Linked DNA regions of Homo sapiens: region 2 is linked to region 1. Evidence: chromatin loops called from intact Hi-C (ENCODE). Cell type or tissue: dorsolateral prefrontal cortex. All regions are shown on one strand. Links, peaks and the distances in the headings refer to the core of each region. The heading gives the core; the rest is flanking DNA. Region 1 overlaps LOC105378128 (a long non-coding RNA gene). Region 2 holds the start of LOC105378129 (a long non-coding RNA gene).

Evidence for each region. Peaks named below come from ENCODE experiments on the same cell type or tissue, not always from the same donor. Only the 100,000 strongest peaks of a DNase experiment are listed, where the experiment ranks them.
Region 2: a loop joins it to region 1, with 3 times the contacts of the local background. A loop is called at or near these places in 7 of 110 quality-filtered maps.

Annotation. Positions count from the first base shown.
Region 1 is chr6:167,487,578-167,495,910 of GRCh38, forward strand. It overlaps LOC105378128 (a long non-coding RNA gene), which reads left to right. Exons shown (of 3, transcript XR_943267.2): 3 at 1,209-1,670. Among named protein-coding and RNA genes, the nearest start is that of TTLL2, 170 kb to the left of the region's middle. RefSeq lists an enhancer at 5,296-6,203. In dorsolateral prefrontal cortex, for the core only: a CTCF peak has its summit at 4,838; no DNase peak of the experiment used is centred there; H3K4me3 peaks cover 747 bases; H3K27ac peaks cover 14 bases.
Region 2 is chr6:167,545,607-167,553,939 of GRCh38, forward strand. It overlaps LOC105378129 (a long non-coding RNA gene), which reads left to right and starts at 2,035. Exons shown (of 3, transcript XR_943268.2): 1 at 2,035-2,351; 2 at 4,676-4,721; 3 at 5,358-5,786. In dorsolateral prefrontal cortex, for the core only: no CTCF peak of the experiment used is centred there; DNase peaks (open chromatin) are centred at 3,805 and 5,465; H3K4me3 peaks cover 787 bases.

The DNA.
Region 1 (8,333 bases), core at 1-8,000:
GTTAATAAGATTCCTGTACAGGAAGATATATTTATACAGGATCATGTTCTCAAATGCATTCACGAACCAGCCTCAGTGAACGGCATCTTCCCTGAAAAAGCATTGATTGCGTTCCTTTTCTTTCCATTCAGGCCGCTCACTATGCTCCAGGCTCCTTCTTCCCCTGCTGCAGTCCTGGTCATCCGCTGTCCTCCTCCTTAGCTGCTCCTCCCTGCCCACACGGGTGCTCCTGCTTTCCTTCTCAGTTCTCCCTTCTCCTCCCGCCGCAGGTGCCGATTCCTCTGCCCCTGATGAATGCTCCCTTTTTTCAGCGGCGTCTATTCTTACTCCATCAGCGTTTTACATGACGTCATCACCTCCTGTGGTTTAACAGTCTCTTGTGTGCTATGGATTCTCAGGTCTGTCCCGTTCACAGGAGCCAAACCTCTGCATTCAGCTGCACACGCTGGCTAATGCCTCACAAGCTCCTGACAACATGATCAAATCTCAGCTCATATTCCTCCATCCCTGTCCTGCATACATGTGGCATGTGCGTGTGAGCATGTGGACATATGCACGTGTGTGTGTGACTAACTGGCCAGTTAATGAAACCAGAGGTTGTGCCCTTGACTCTTCCCTGCCTCTCAGCCCTCCACCCCAGCTAATGAGCAAGCTGTGTCAGTTTTACCCCACATCCCCCCGGCAGGTGCGGCTCTGGGAGGTCGAGAGCTGGAAAAGGTGTCGCTCTCACCATTACAGGAAGGAAAAAGTGAGGAAACTGTAAATTAATGACTTCTCATCAGAGAACTGAGATTTCAGGCAAACATCTAACTATACCTTGAAAGCTCTTTGTTCTTGTTCATCTGTGGTATTCCTATGCACTCTTCAAAACCCTGCTGGAAAGTCCTCCCCAAACACCCCAGAGTCAATGATTCATTCTTAGTGCCCCTATGCTCCTTTCACTTTTGCTCTGCAGAGCCTCTTCTGCATATTTCATTTTGCCAACAGGCCTGTTTCCATGGACTTCAGCATCAGGCAGGCCTGGTTCCCAGTATTCTGCTTCGAGGATTCACCCCTCCAAGCTTCAGTTTCCTTAGATGTGAGGTGGGGGAAAAAGTCACGGCCACATGACGTTATTTTGAGGATTTCACGAGGCAGTGAAAGTGGGGTGCACAGCACTGGGCCTGGTGCAGAAACAATACCCAGTGCCATGTCTCTCTCCCCAACAGGGTCGTGGTTCCTGAGGAGGAGAACTGCAGTTTCAGCATTGCCTCCACATTCAGCATGGGGTGCTCAGAACCTTCCAATATGCGAGGCAGGCTAGTCAATTAGGGGAGAAAGCTTATCTCTTTAAAGCAAGTTAAGTGAATGTTTGTTTCTTTAAAAAAAAAATCAAACTGCCAAACTATTTTCTGAGTGGCTGTACCATTCTACGCTTCCACCAGCAATGAAGAGTAATCCAATTTCGCCACATTCCCACCAACATTTAAAACTGTGGGGATTCTGATAGGTTTGTAGTGATGTCTCATTACGGTTTTTGGTTTTCTGGGTTTTGGTTTTGGTTTTTGAGACAAGGTCTTGCTCTGTCTCCTAGGCTGGAGTGCAGGGGTACAATCTCAGCACGCGATAGCCTCCACCGCCCGAGCTCAAGTGATCCTGCCAACACAGTCTCCTGAGTAGCTGGGACTATAGATACATGCCATTATGCTGGGCTAATTTTCTTTTCATTTACTTTTTTAAAGACAAGTTCTCAGTATGTTGCCCAGGCTGGTCTTGAACTCCTGGACTAAAGTGATTCTCCCACCTTGGCCTCCCAAACTGCTGGGATTACAGGCATGAGCCACTGTGCTCAGCCTTCATTATAGTTTTAATTTGCTCTTTCTTAATATTTAATGATGTTGAATATCTTTTCATGTGCTTACTTTCCATTTCTATCTTCTTTAGTGAAATGTTCGTTCTTTAGTGAAATGTTTTACCCATTTTTTAATTGGATTTTTTTGGTTTGTTTTTATTTACTATTGAATTTTTAGCCCTCTTTATATATTCTAGATAAAAAGTGTTTGTTGGATATGAGGTTTGCCAGGATTTCCTCCCAGTCTGTAGCTTGTCTTTTCATCCTCTTCACAGGGCCTTTTCCAGAACAAAACTTTTTAATTTTGATAAAGCCAATTTATCAATTTGTCTTTTTATGAATTGTGCTTTTGGTTTCTAGTGTAAAAACTCAGCCTAGCCTTAGGTTCTATAAATTTTATCTTATATTTTATTCTAAAAGTTTTATAGTTTTACACTTAGCATTTACATCTGTGATCCACTTTCAGTTTTCTTTTGTATGAGGCATAAGGTTTGCGTTGAGGGTCACTGTTTTCCCTATAGCTGTCCACTTGTTCCAGCACCACTGTTCAAAAGGCCATCATCCACCCATTGAATTGCTTTTGCAACTTTGTCAAAAATCAACTGGTGGCCAAGTGCGGTGGCTCATGCCTGTAATACCAGAACTTTGGGAGGCCAAGGCAAGTGGATTGCTTGAGCTCAGGAGTTTGAGACCAGCCTGACCAACATGATAAAACCCCGTCTGTACTAAAAATTCAAAAATTAGCCAGGTGTGGTGGCACATGCCTGTAATCCCAGATTCTTGGCAGGCTGAGGCACGAGATTTGCTTGAACCTGAGAGACAGAGGTAGCAGTGAGCCGAGATCAAGCCATTGCACTCCAGCCTGGGTGACAGAGCAAGACTCTGTCTCAAAAAAAAAAAAAAAAAAAATCAGCTGGCCATGTTGGTATGGGTACATTTTTGGGCTCTTTATTTCATTACGTTGATCTAACCCTTCTTACTAACACAAGATTTTGATTGCCATGCCTATATAATAAGCTTCAACATCAGGTAGATTCCTGCTATTTAATTTCTTTTTTAAAAAAAAATTGTTTCAGCTATTCTAAGTTCTTTGTCATTTCCTACAAATTTTACCATAAGCTTGTTCATGCTTATAAAAAAAACCTTGCTGAAATTTTGCTAGATCACATTGGAAACCAACATCTTTACTATATTGACTCTTTGGGCCCATGAATATGGTAAGTCTTTCCATTTATTTAGGTCTTCTTTGACATTCTTTCATCAACATTTCATAATTTCTGCATATAAATACTATAGATGTTTTGTTAGATTTTGCCTAAGTATACATTTCCTTTGGAGCCATTGTAAATCATACTATGTTTTTAACTTTTATTTCCACATATACAAACGTAATTTGTTTTTATATGTTGATCTTATGTCTATGACCTTGCTCTCAGAAGTTTTTTGTAGATTTCTTGGGATTTTCTACTTCTAGAATTATTTTATTTGTAAATAGAGATTGATTTCTTTCTTTCTTTTTCATGTGTATGTCTTTTTTTCTTGCCGAATTGACTTCGCTATGACTCCCAGTGCTACCTTAAATAACACGGTAAGGAAGGCCGTCATTGCCTTTTTCCTGGTCTTAAGGCGATGTGTTCAGATCTTCACCTTTAGGCATGGTGTTAGCAGTAGGTTCCATGTAATATTTTATGCACTGTATGAGTTTCTTATTGCTGTGTAACAAATCACCACAAAGGTACAGCGTTAAACAACAAATTTATACTCTGACAGTTCTAGAGATCCAAAATCTGAAATCAAGAAGATAGCAGGGTTGCGTTCCTTCCAGAGGCTCTAGGGGAGAATACACTTCCTTGCTTTTTCCAGCTTCTAGAAGCTCCCCACATGCCTTGGCTCAAGAGCCTTCCTCACATCACCCCAGCCCCTTGATCCACTGTCACATCTGTTTCTTTCATTCATTTGCCCTCCCCGGATAACCCAGATATCCATCTCAAGACCTTTATCTTAATCACATGGGCAAAGTCCTTTTACCATGAACTGTAATACAATCACAGGCTCAGGTATTAGGGTGTTGATCTCTTTGGAGGCATTATCTGCCCATCACACACTGTGTTATAATTGTCTGTTTACTTATCCTTTGCTATTTATTCCTCATCATGTTCCCAACATCTAACCGAGTAGCCAGCACACAGAACGGGCTCAGCAAATAGCTGCTGACCAGCAGAATGGGCGGCTGAGTCCATATTCCCTCCTTATCAGCCTTGGGAAACTGTGAGCCTGTTCTGGTGTTCTGCATAGGTACAGTGATTAGTTTCTCCTGAGCAGAGGACTGATGATAGTTGCTCTGATGTATACCAGCAGATTCATGGGGATCCTGGTAAGGCGTATTTGAATTTTGGCTTTAGAAAAGTCAAGGGATGGGTTTTCCACAGGTACAACCACAAAGCAAATGCTCGTCACCCCAGAATGCTCCCTCCTGACTCATGACGAGACAGACCAGGCAGACAGGAGATAAAGAGCTCTCTCCTCCTGTCCTCTGGACGCCCTTGGCTTCCAAAGCCGTGCTTTATAGATACACGCTTTATGTTGGCTGAAGTCAGCAGTTCGTCTTCTTTACAAAAGAATATTTGTCTTTGCCTCTTCTCTCTTCATTCTTCCTCCTTATCCCTGGCACTTGCCAAGCGGGTGCCAGCGTTTGCCGCCTCTCTCTGAGACCAGCCCTCCTTGGGCGGCTGCCTCCCCTTGCCCCATCTCAAACAAAGACACAGCAGCCGAGAAGACAGCCGGGCGGGTGGAGTGGGAAGAAAGCAAGTTTCGTTGGTTTTTCCAGGATTAACTCAGGGCTGGCTGGGTTGAGTAACTGAGGCCAGGTCATGGGTAGATCTGGCCGAGGGACTTCCGAGGTTTTGTTCCTGGGTGTGTCTCTCAGGCAGTGGGAGGATGGTGGCGCCGTCACCAAGCCTTGCAGCAGGAAGAGGAAGCCCCCACGAGGGAGGATAATGGGGAATTAAAGTCCCTAGATCCGCCTGGGAGGCTTGGGGACCTTGCCTGATGGGAAAACTTTGGTGTAATTTTTTAAAAAACAGAAAACAGGATTTTGTTTTTTCTTGCTCTTTTTAAATGAAAACATCAGTGTTTTTCATCAGGAGCACAACGGGCGTTTTCGGCAGGACAGGTCATCTGCAGACCCTGTGCTTGTACTGCAGGAAGCCTGGTCTCGCTGGGGCCTCTCAGGTGCCGGCAGCACCAGACTATTGCAAAAACTGAGGCACCCCAGTAGATGTTACTAAATGTGCCTAAAGGGAGCAGACTGCCCGCCCCTGAAAACCTGAACTCGGGTTATTTAAAAGGCTTTTTATTCACTGTTTGTAAAAACATAATGTCCTCTAGAAAGCCTGTTTTTCTGATAAGGCATGAAGAGGGAGGATATTAATTCGCATATTGATTGACTACAGCATTGAGGTGTCCCTTCTCCCCCCGGGGGATCGGCTTGCTGGGACAGCTCTGGGAGTCCCCGAGTAGTCACCTTTGGATACCATGTTGGCAGAATCTCAGGTCAGGATGGAGGAGCCTCTGATAGGCATTGAGTGGCCTTTAAATGACCCCATGCTGCTTCAAAGCCCACAGGACTAGTGTTTGCTTTTTGAAAAAATGACTTTCCTACATGTTCTCAGTAAAGAATAGAATCCACACACACTCCCATGCGCACACACTCCCATGCACACACACTCCCATGCACACACTCCCATGCACGCACTCCCATGCACACACACTCCCATGCACACACTCCATGCACACAGTCCCATGCACACACTCCATGCACACAGTCCCATGCACACACACTCCATGCACACAGTCCCATGCACACACACTCCATGCACAAAGTCCCATGCATGCACTCCCATGCACACACACTCCATGCACACACACTCCATGCACACAGTCCCATGCACACACATTCCCATGCACACAGTCCCATGCACGCACTCCCATGCACACACACTCCATGCACACACTCCCATGCACACACACTCCCATGCACACACACTCCATGCACACACTCACATGCACACACACTCCATGCACACAGTCCCATGCACACACTCCCACGCACACACACTCCCATGCACACACACTCCTATGCACACAGTCCCATGCACACACTCCCATGCACACACAGTCCCATGCACACACACTCACATGCACACAGTCCCATGCACACACAGTCCCATGCACACACTCCCATGCACACACTCTCATGCACACAAACATCCATGCACACAAACATCCTCGCACACACCCTCCCATGCACACACATTTTAGAAACGTGACCAGTTCCTTAGGGTGCTCTCCTTTAAAAGGGCAACAGGAAGGCTGGGGGTCAGTTGTGCAGCCTATACTTACCCTCTTCTGTGACCAAGAGCTCGGGGGTCCCCAGCTAACCTCCCCTACTGCTTTAGATATATGCATTTTTACTCATCTTTGATATTTTGGAAAAGACAACATGTTCCATGCAAGTCCCTTTGAATGCTGCCCCTGCAAGCCAGCTCAGAGGGAACACGCCCCTCCACACCCCCCGCACTAGGCCTTGGGTGCGGCCCGTCCGCCTCTCACAGAGCAGATGGCTGTGGCTCCCTCCAAGGCAGAGGTCACCCCGCCTGACCAGAACCGCTTGTGTTCTCTGGAGTGAATGGGACATGAGCGTAACAGGGGCGGGGAAGGCGGGAGAAGGGTTGAGGGGAATGTGTGGGATCTGCCTCCATCGAGCTGCAGGCGCGGGTCTGAGCCCTGATAGCAAGTGTGAGGGCTGGTGCTGACGCAGGGCTCCCCCGAGACCCAGTCGGGTGTGGAGCTGCCTGGGAGGAGGCCTGAGGGGGTGGGGGAGGCTAAGAACAGGAGAAGAAGCAGCTTTTTCTCATGATGGAGCGGGAGCTAAGAACAGGAGAAGCAGCTTTTCACATGGTGGAGTGGCGGGGCGAAGAACAGAAGAAGCGGCTTTTTCACATGATGGGGGGAGCTAAGAACAGTAGAAGCAGCTTTTCACATGATGGAGTAGGGGTGGCGAAGAACAGAAGCAGCAGCTTTTTCACGTGATGGGCCGCGGTGCTGGATTTTGTGCCAACCTGACTGGGCTGCGGGTGAAACATTATCCCGGGTGTGTCCAGAGGGTGTTTTGGGCGAGATCAGCATTTGACTCGCTGCACTAAGTAAAGTGGGTGTCCTCCCTGATGTGTGTGTGTGTGAGGGCTCATCCAGCAGCAGAAACCTCAACAGAACACGCACCAGGAACCCCCTGACCCCCGGAGGAGAGGGGAGTTCTTCCTGCCTCATAGCCTTCGAAGTGGGACCTCGGCTTTTTTCCTGCTTTTGAACTCGAGCAGAATCTTAAGTTCTTCTGGATCTCAAGCTGCTCCTCCAGACTGAAGGACCCCCGCGCCTCTTCGGGTCACCAGCTGAACCTCACGCAACAGATCCTGCGACGCACCAGCTACGGGGATAGTGGAAGCCGTTCCTCCCAATCAGTGTGTATCTGCCTCTCCCAGTGGTTCTGTCGCTCTGGAGAACCCTGACCAGTACAGCAGTGAGGTCCCATCATGCAGTTTCATGGGAAACAGAGGTGACTGGGCCGGAATGTGTCACACACACACACTCACACACACACATACATACACACACGCATACACACTTACATACACATACACACGCACACAGAGAGACACACATACACATATACACACTCACACACACAAACACGCTTATACCCAGATTTACACACTCACACGCGTACACTTACACACATTTATACACACATACACACATGCTTATACGTACACACTTACACACAAACACTATACACACATACACACACTTATACATATACACACATACGTTTATACACACACATATACATACACACACGATACACACATACACATACACACTCACACAGAGACACGCATACACATGTACACACACACAGTTATACAGAGATTTACACACACAAATACACCTACACACATGCTTATACACACACACTTATACACAAACACATTTATACACACATACACACACTGATACATACACACACACACACATACACTTATACACACACACACACACATCTGGGTCCACCAGGAAGAGTTGAGAAATTCTTCAAGGGTGCTAAGAAGCTGATGGGGACCGTGGCATTAGCTTGGAACACTTGTCATTTGGACCCAAAGTCACATCCACTGCTGAGCCCGAGGCTGCAGGAACAGTGGACCTGGGTGAGCAGAAGGCGAGGCGGAGTCCAGATCTTTCCCAGGAAAACATCACCTGGCGTTGGAAATGAAACGCAGCCCTTCAGCGGGCTCACCTACAATCAGGCACTCCAGCATTAGCTGTTTAGAGCCAGGCTACCATTTCCTGGATTCTCTTCTGTTTTCCATACCCGGAGCTTTCTTAGTTTTTTCTCTGGGTTTCATGAATTCATCAGTGGCCAGGCATTGTTTTATCAGATGTGCCA
Region 2 (8,333 bases), core at 77-8,076, 58 kb after region 1:
AAAAGCCGGGTAATTTTAGTGCCTGACTAATTCTGACATCACAGGCACTCTGAGGGTCTTTGGTCAGTGGACCGTGTCTTTGGAGAAGAGGTCTTGTTTGCCCAGGCTGCAGTGCAGTGGCACAATCCTCGCTTATTACAGATCTGAACTCCTGGCTCAAGCCACCTTCCTGCTTCCACCTGTCACGCAGCTAGATGGCTGGTATGCCCCAGCATGCCCGGATAATTTCTTTCTAGAGATGGGAAGAGGACTTTTTTTCTCTTAATACACCTGCCAATGTTGAGTGCCTTCTGGAATTGGGCATAAGGTCAAGCAATCCGTCACGTCTCTGGTTCTTAAGGTGTGAATATGAGGTGACACGAGCATGTGCATCCCTCACCAGCTCCCAAATTCCAAAGCCTTTAATACTAGAATAGCAGATGTTTCTGTTTAAAAGGGTGGTTTTTTTTAAAGACATATCCAATGTGCCCCAAACTTTTCCTCCAAGTTTGCCAATGATTGTCAAATGCTTCCTGTTTAAAAAAAAATCAGTTTACCAACTCTCCCTGCTATCTAAAGGATCCCAAAATTAAATGTTGGTGCCCAGATGTGACATGCAGCTCCTCTTCTTTCCCCAAGCACAAGTTGCTTGGAATCATTTACAAATCCTTTGGAGTCTCGGGAGTCCGGTGGCAGCCCTGTAGGCCCTGAGGTCTGCATGGCCCACATCTGGACCTGGCCTGTCTAACACTTACTTTAGTTGGGATGGACTCCACTGAAAGCAAACTGTTGAATGATGTGATTCTAATAGGGAAGGCTGGTTGCTGATTTGCTGATTCAAGGTACTAGATGCACAGCTGAGGAAGCAGGTGTCTGAAAAATCTCACCGAGCTGAACAGCTGCCTACTATGAATCTTTCTCCCTAATTTCTAAGCTCACACTGAACTCTGGCAGGACAGAAATAATGCCATAAATAGCAAGTCCAGACTGAGTCACCACAGCCTGGGTCCCAGAGTGACTGCCTGGAGCAGAGCCCCTGCTGACCCTGGCTGGACATGGAGCATGGGTGAGAAAGGGACCCCGGCTCAGGTCCAGCCGCTGGGCGCCCTGGTCAGGCCAGCCCTTACCTTGGCCCGCACCCCTGCCAGAGCTGGCCTCATGGTGGCTCAGTTTCAGGCGGGGCCTCTGTCCTGCCCAGCCCTGCCCGGTGGAGCGACCTCAAGAGCTGCTCTCCTTTTCAGCTCCCAAGCATGCCAGGAACAGAAGGACGGGAGGCAGCCGGTTGACAATTTAGGAATAAATGTCCACTTCATTAAACACCGCAAGCCCTTCTCCGCTATGCCAGCCCAGTTAATATTTAGCCAGGTGCACCAAAGCAAGCCGCAAGAAGAACCCACAGCCCTCAGGACGCGTTGTGTGCCGGGCGGCGAGGATTCGCCCAGCCTGCGGGGCAGACCCGACCATGTCCTCGTCTGAGAGCGGGAAAACGGACACTGCAAAGCGCTGGCAGCGGAGGGACAAACTGCAGCTGGCGACCTGGGATTCCATAGGTGGCACTTTCTGATGCCCTGTCAGAGACCGGCTGGCTGGTTTTCAGATGTGTTCTGAGTCATGTGAAAGGGCAGACACACTGGCTTTCCCAGCAGCTGCCTGGCTGGCTGGAGTCCCCGAGTCGGTGGACATGAGCAGCGCAGTGGAGCGATGCGACCTCTCTCCTCCCTCCTCCTGCCTGTCTCCTCCCTCCTTACCCCATCCCTCTTCCTCCTCCCTCCCTCCCAACCCCACCCCTCCTCCCTCCTCAATCAGTCCCTCCTCCCTCCTCACCCCATCACTCTTCCTCCTCTCTCCTCCTTCCTCTCTCCTTTCATCCCTCCCTACTACCTGTCCTCCCTTCTCACCTTGTCTCTCTCCCTCCTCCCTCTTCACCCCATCCCTCCTCCTTCTTCACCCCATCTCTCCTCCTTCTTCACCCCATCCCTCCTCCTTCCTTACTCCTCATCCCATTTCTCCTCCCTCCCTTCTCCTCCCTCTTCCCTCCTCACCTTGTCACTCCTTGTACCTGGTTCTTAACCAAAGGACAAGTCCATGGCTCATGAGATCTGAGTTATGCAGTTCTGTTTTGTTATGTTTTTGTTCTGTTTTTCAGTTTAAAAAATTACAATCTGAACAAATTTCACTGAAACAGGTTCCCAACAGACAGAATGCTCTGGTCCAAACGAAAATGCCTTAAAGTTGCCTGCAGCTGTAGATTTGGGAGAAAGCAGGCCTACGTTTTCCTTAAGAATGTGGCCACCGCCTGAGGAAACAGCATTGCCAGGAAACAGCTGTGCCTCCGAAGCCCACGTGACTTCAGATTCCATCTGCAGCAGATGGTAGGCTTTTGTGGCTTTCGTGGCTTCTGTGGCTTTGGTGGATTCTGTGGCATTTGTAGCTTTTGTGGATCATTTCTTCCCTGTTGGTCCCTGGTGGCCTGGCACGTGTTAAGGCCCAAATGCTGTCTTTATCTTTAATAATGTTTAATTTGAGTGGGGTCAACAGAGATCTATTAAAGGTTGTAAAAAATTTATTTAAAGTGATATTTGTGCAAAATACACGTCCTGAGCAAAAGAATGATTTTTCGACCCTCTGTTATCAGAGAGCATGGGTCTGAATAAAGTCAGGTCAGGTGCCTGCCCAGGAAAGCACTTGGCTTTCAGCTGTGTCAGTTTTCCATGACTCCTGCTTCTAGCGGGGAAGGAGGGCTGCGGCCTTCCAATGCTCAGCTGTGGTTTGCAGGCATCCCTGTTGTCTGCACCTGCAGCCCAGTCTGCTGCCACGCCCACCAAGCCATCTTTCTGAACCTCAAACGATGCTAGGATCTTTCTTCTCCCCACATACAACATTGTGGCAAGGAAGCCCAGTTCTTCCTGGCATTGCTTGTCAGTCCACTGCTTTGAAAGTGTGTCCTTATCCAAGTTGTGGCTGTGTGGACCTGCTGTTGTCCAGGAACCAGGAATGCTGGCGGTGAGTCACCCCCACCCAAGAAAATTGACCCTGGTTTGTGCGGCTCATCAGGCCTGCAGAAACCTCCTGCCGGCCATCCGGTGAGAGGAACCTCTGGGCTTGGTCAGCTTTCACACATGCCAGGGCAGCCTGGCTTTAGACACAAATCCCAGGCTGGGAGTAGCCAGAGGTGATGCCCATGAAGACTGAGAGGCCGCAGGAGTTTGTCTTCCCCCAGGCCACTGCCTGTCTGCTCCTGAGGGCAAGAACCCCCCACTGCCTGTCTGCTCCTGAGGGCAAGGACCCCCCACATTCACCCACGCGGCCCTGGAACCAGGGTCAGCAGCCACAGCCCCCGGCCACATCCAGCCCATGGTGTTTTTCTAAACGGACACAAGTTGAGAATTTTTTTTCACACTTTTAAAAACGTTTTTATTTCTATGTTATAAAGTGGGACATACACAGCCCATCGTGTGCAGAATTCCGCATCTCTTTATTCCCGCATTTCCTGGCCTTGTTAAGCACTTTTTTCCCTTAATGAAATATTTTTTCCTGGTTTCATCCATCCATATTGGGATGAGAGGGTTGTATTTTTCTAAAATGAAATGTGCTGATTCTGTTTGACTTTCTAACATGAATGGCCCATAGACTCATGTTTAAAAGATTGAAAAAAATTTTTAAAAATAGCATCTTGTGACACACAAAAATTATACCAAATTTAAATTCTGGTGTCCAGAAATAGTTTCATTTGAACCCAGCCCCCACTGCCTGTCACGTGCTGTGCTCATGGGTCTATCACACAGGGCAGCTCTCGTGGTATGGCAGAGACCACGTGGCCCACAGAGCCCAGAACGCCTGCTCTCCGGCCCATTATGCAGCAAATTTGCCAGCTCCCGGCACAGAACATGCCAGGGACTCTCTCATCCACTGAAACGTCCCACGAGCGGCTGTGCTTTGAGTCTTTTTCTGTCTTGTTACTATTGTGACTGACTTCTGGTAATCATTGGATTTTTTTCTTTTCTTTTTTCCTTTTGAAAGTGATACATGTTGGTTGGAACAAGTTAAAAAAAAAAAAAAAAAAAAAAAGAGGTCTGTGTGCTAAAATCGTTTGGAATGTCCCTCCTAACCTTCTTCACATCCCAGCTCTGTAGTGACCGATGTTTCCAATCTGAGGTGCAGCCTCCGTGGTTAATCTTTGCTCAGATGTACAGGGTGCCATTATTGTTCTTTTTACAAAAAAAAAAATGAAATGCTACAGTACATGTTACTCAGCAGCTTGTTTTATTTCACTGAATAATGAACATCTCTCCATATTAATTTGGATGTCACTGATTCATTACTTTTCACAGATGCAAAAGATTCCACAGTGGACCTTACAATAATTTTTTCACCTCTGCCGCTGTTGAGGAACATCCGTGTCAATTCCGTTTTTGTGTTATAATTCTGAAAATGAAAACCTTTGTATTCTAGTGTCTATGTACTCACGCTTTTATTCTGCAGTATAGAAACCTAAAAGTGGGACTGCTGAGTCAAAGACTGCGGGTTTTTCTAATATTAAGATGCAGTATAATGCATCTTCTCTCCCCAAATTACAGCATTTCGTGATGGCTGGCGAGGCCACAGGGAGATGGATGGTCTTTTCTTCAGAGGCTTGATTACTTTTTATCTTTAAAAAATCTCTAATAAAATGCCATTTCTTCTTCTTTATTTTTAGATAGATTCAAATGTTGAGGCTTAGTTGCCTAAAGAAAAGAGTGCAGGTAAGAGAGGGGTGTCTGTGCTTCCGTGGAAAGAAAGGGCTTGGATGGAATGGAAGGGCCACTGGGATACCATCTCCCCAAAGTCAGGGACCACCTCTGTCCCACTGACCGTGATGAGAGCTCATGGGGTGTTTGTGAAATGAGAGAATGAATGAATAAATAAGCGAATGAATGGATGGTGATAGAAAGGTCGCTGGAGAGGGACGGTGCTGATCCATGAGGGTGATGACACGCAGATCAACCAATCTCTGTCCCCCATGCCCTGCACGGGCACAAGTGCCGCTGTCCACAGACAAATGTTTGAGAACCCCTGGCTGTGGGACAGGAAGCTGAGACATTCTGCCTTCTCTGGGTTCCCCTGGGTGTGACAAGGGGTCCTCACTAAGCCGTCCTTTGACTATATTGGATGTAGAGAGAACACACATTATGTGTTTCTAAAATTCAGCAACTGCTTTTAAAAAAAAGAGGGATTCTCCATCTTCAAGAGGTTGTCTCTGCTCAAATAAACTCCAAATGTTGAACCGGGCTGGTCTCACATTCCTGCAAATAATAGGAATAATAATATTTGTATTTATTTTCTTTTTCTGTTAAAAAAAAACAAACAGAAATCTTAAGTGATCTTATTTCTCTTCAAAGGGCAAAACAGCTTTGCGGGCGAGCTTTGGAGCCAACTCTAAAGGGTCGTCCAGAGCACGGCCGCCTCCCCATACACACCCTGTCCTTGGCGTGGCTCCCGCAGCAGCCCTGGCCTCGCGCCTGTCTCCGGGCCTCCTCAGAGCCTGGCCTGGCTCCAGCCATCTCCACCACTGTGTGCCTGGGTCTCCTCCCGCTCTGCGCCGTCCCCCAGGGTGCCCCCTTGGCTCTCCTGCACACGTACCGAGGGGATGTCCCCTCCCACTCTGGACAGGTTCCTTAACCCTCTCTTTCGTAAATATAAAAATAGTTCCTGCCTCATGAGACGGCTCTAAAAATTAAATAGTAAAGCCCTCAGCATACTGCCTGCTTAAGAGCCATCTCTCAGAAAATAAGTTTGTTCTTGTAATAATAAACAACAACTTGAGTCCATACTGAGCTTCCTGCTTCAAACGCCACTGGGGCGGACCAGCCCCACGTCTCCTCCCTGCGTTGCACACGGGCAGGGCTGCAGCTTCCCCATGGGGCCTGCACCATGGTGGGACGGCCTGTGCGCCCCAGGCCCCGGATGCCCCGGCCTTGCTCCAGACACGTGGCCGTCAGCCTCCAAGGGCCCTGTGTTCACAAAGTCCCTTCCATTTTCCACCCCAAGCTGACAAAGACGCAGCTGGGGTGACCCCGAAGTGAGGGGTGAGATGTGGGTTACCAGCCCCTCCACCACCCTCTCCTCCCGGCCAGCAAGAGGCAAAGAAGGAAGCCAGGGCCTGTGGGGTGCCCACGCTGGTGAGAGGCAGAGGCCTCTGGGAGAGACGGGCTCCGTGCCAGCCCCCGGGCACGCTCCCCTCGAGGGTCCCCCAGGACCAGCTGGGGCGAGAGCCTCTGGCCAGTGCGGGGCACCTGAGGACTGCGTGGAGGGTGGAGGGGGCCCTACTGATAATAGGAGCTGGTGGCCACCCAGGGGCCTGCTCTGTTCCCGCCAGGCCGAGGCAAAGGGCGAGGCCACAGAGATGGTAGCAGACACGGGGCTGACAGGAGCCCAGAACAGCTCTGGGGACCGGGACAAGGGGGGACAGGAGGCCCCCTTGAGCAAGGGCTCCCAGGAAGCAGGTGCTGTGGTGGGGGTGCTCCACACTGCTCTGGCCCGGGAGGCCCCCTCGGTCGCCTGTGCTTGGGACCGCATTGCACAGAGCACTCTGGCTTCTTTCCACACACGGTCTTTCTCAGCCTTCACGCACACTCGGCCTTTCTCAGCCTTCACGCACACTCGGCCTTTCTCAGCCTTCATGCACACTCGGCCTTTCTCAGCCTTCACGCACACTCGGCTTTGCAGCCCTCCTGCGCACACGTGGAAGGCCCACAGGTGGACGGCACACAGTAGGGCTGCTCCCGATCCTGCAGCTGCGCCTGAGCCTTTCTTGCCTTTGCAAAATCGGTGCTCCCTCCTGGGCCCACTACGGCACAGCTGTAGGTCCTGCAGAGCCTTGCCGAACCTGTCTCCTGGATCCAAACCCGAGGCTGGCACCCAAGGAGGGGGCCGTGCTGGTGCTGGAGCCCGTGTGGCCAAGAACTGTCCCACACCCACTGTCCCATGCTGTGCCCAAGCCACATGGCGTCTCAGGGGGCTGCCAGAAGGAGGACGCTCAGTGCATAGAACCCTCTTGATGGCAAGCCCAAGACCACATGAGCCAGCTTGTGTGCAAAGTTCTTGCAACTGGGAACCCCAGGGTGGGTCTGGTCTCAGCCCAGGGACGACTTGAGGTTTCCTCCTCTCTCCGTCTTTCAATCGCGCTCTCTGTCTCTGTCTCTCTCTCTGTCTCTGTCCCTCTCTCTCTCTCTCTTTCTCTGTCTCTGACTCTCTCTGTCTCTGTCTCTCTATCTCTCTCCCTCTCTCTCTTTCTCTGTCTCTAACTCTCTGTCTCTGTCTCTCTCTCTATCTCTCTCCCTCTCTCTCTCTTTCTCTGTCTCTGTCTCTCTATCTCCCTCTCTTTCTCTGTCTCTGACTGTCTCTGTCTCTGTCTCTCTATCTCTTTCTCTGTCTCTGTCTCTCACTTTCTTTGTCTCTGATTCTGTCTCTGTCTCTCTCTCTGTCTCTGTCTCTCTGTCTCTCTCTCGTTCTATTCCTAGAGGAGGGGAGGGCACTGAACCACGGCCCAGCAGATCGTGACCCCTGGACTGGCCTAGCTCATCCTCGGGGCTTTTGAGCTGGCTTGGCTCCTCCCAAGCTTGCATTGCCCTGGTGGTTGCCGGTAACGTGAAACCACTGGACCTGCCTGGGGAAGGAAGAGGTGTTGCATTTATTGGGAGAATATTAGGGAATCTGATGGATCCCAAGGCCAGATAGGAGGTTTGCTGGGATCAGGGTTGGAGAACCCACGGGATCTGCCTCACGCTGTCCCCTGTGTCCAGCCCCAAGAGTCTGGCTCTCTCCCAGCTCTGGGGTGGAGAGGGCCCCCAAGAACCCCCGAGTTCTTCCCGTTACAGATATGTCACCCAAAGCAGCAGAATCAACCCTGTCCGGTCCCCAGTTCCACATTTCAGGGAGGTGACTGTTGGCTCCACTGCTCCCTGGTGGGGCGGCCTGTGCAGCAGAGAACACCCAGGCGCCAGTCTGTGGGCAGCGGCCAGGACAAGGTGAGGTGACTCTGCCACCCGAGCCTGTCTCCAGCCACAGCTCCCACGGCCACCAGAGCAGTGGGCTGAGGCTCCCTGACAGCCTTCTTGCAACCCCCGGGCCTGAGAGGGGCCGAACCCCTAAGCGTGCATGCTCCCAATCATAGCTGGTGATAAGGAAACCACAATTCTTCTACCTTACTGAAAGGCTATAGCACAAAAATGTGCTCAACTATGGACTAGAGCAGCACTTGTCAAACTTAAGAAACATCTGCACCTACTTGAAATGGAAATGTGTCCTCACGTCCTTCCCGGGGCCACAGGAGGCCGAGTGCTGAGGCCTCACCACCAGGCTGCAGCGTGGCTTGC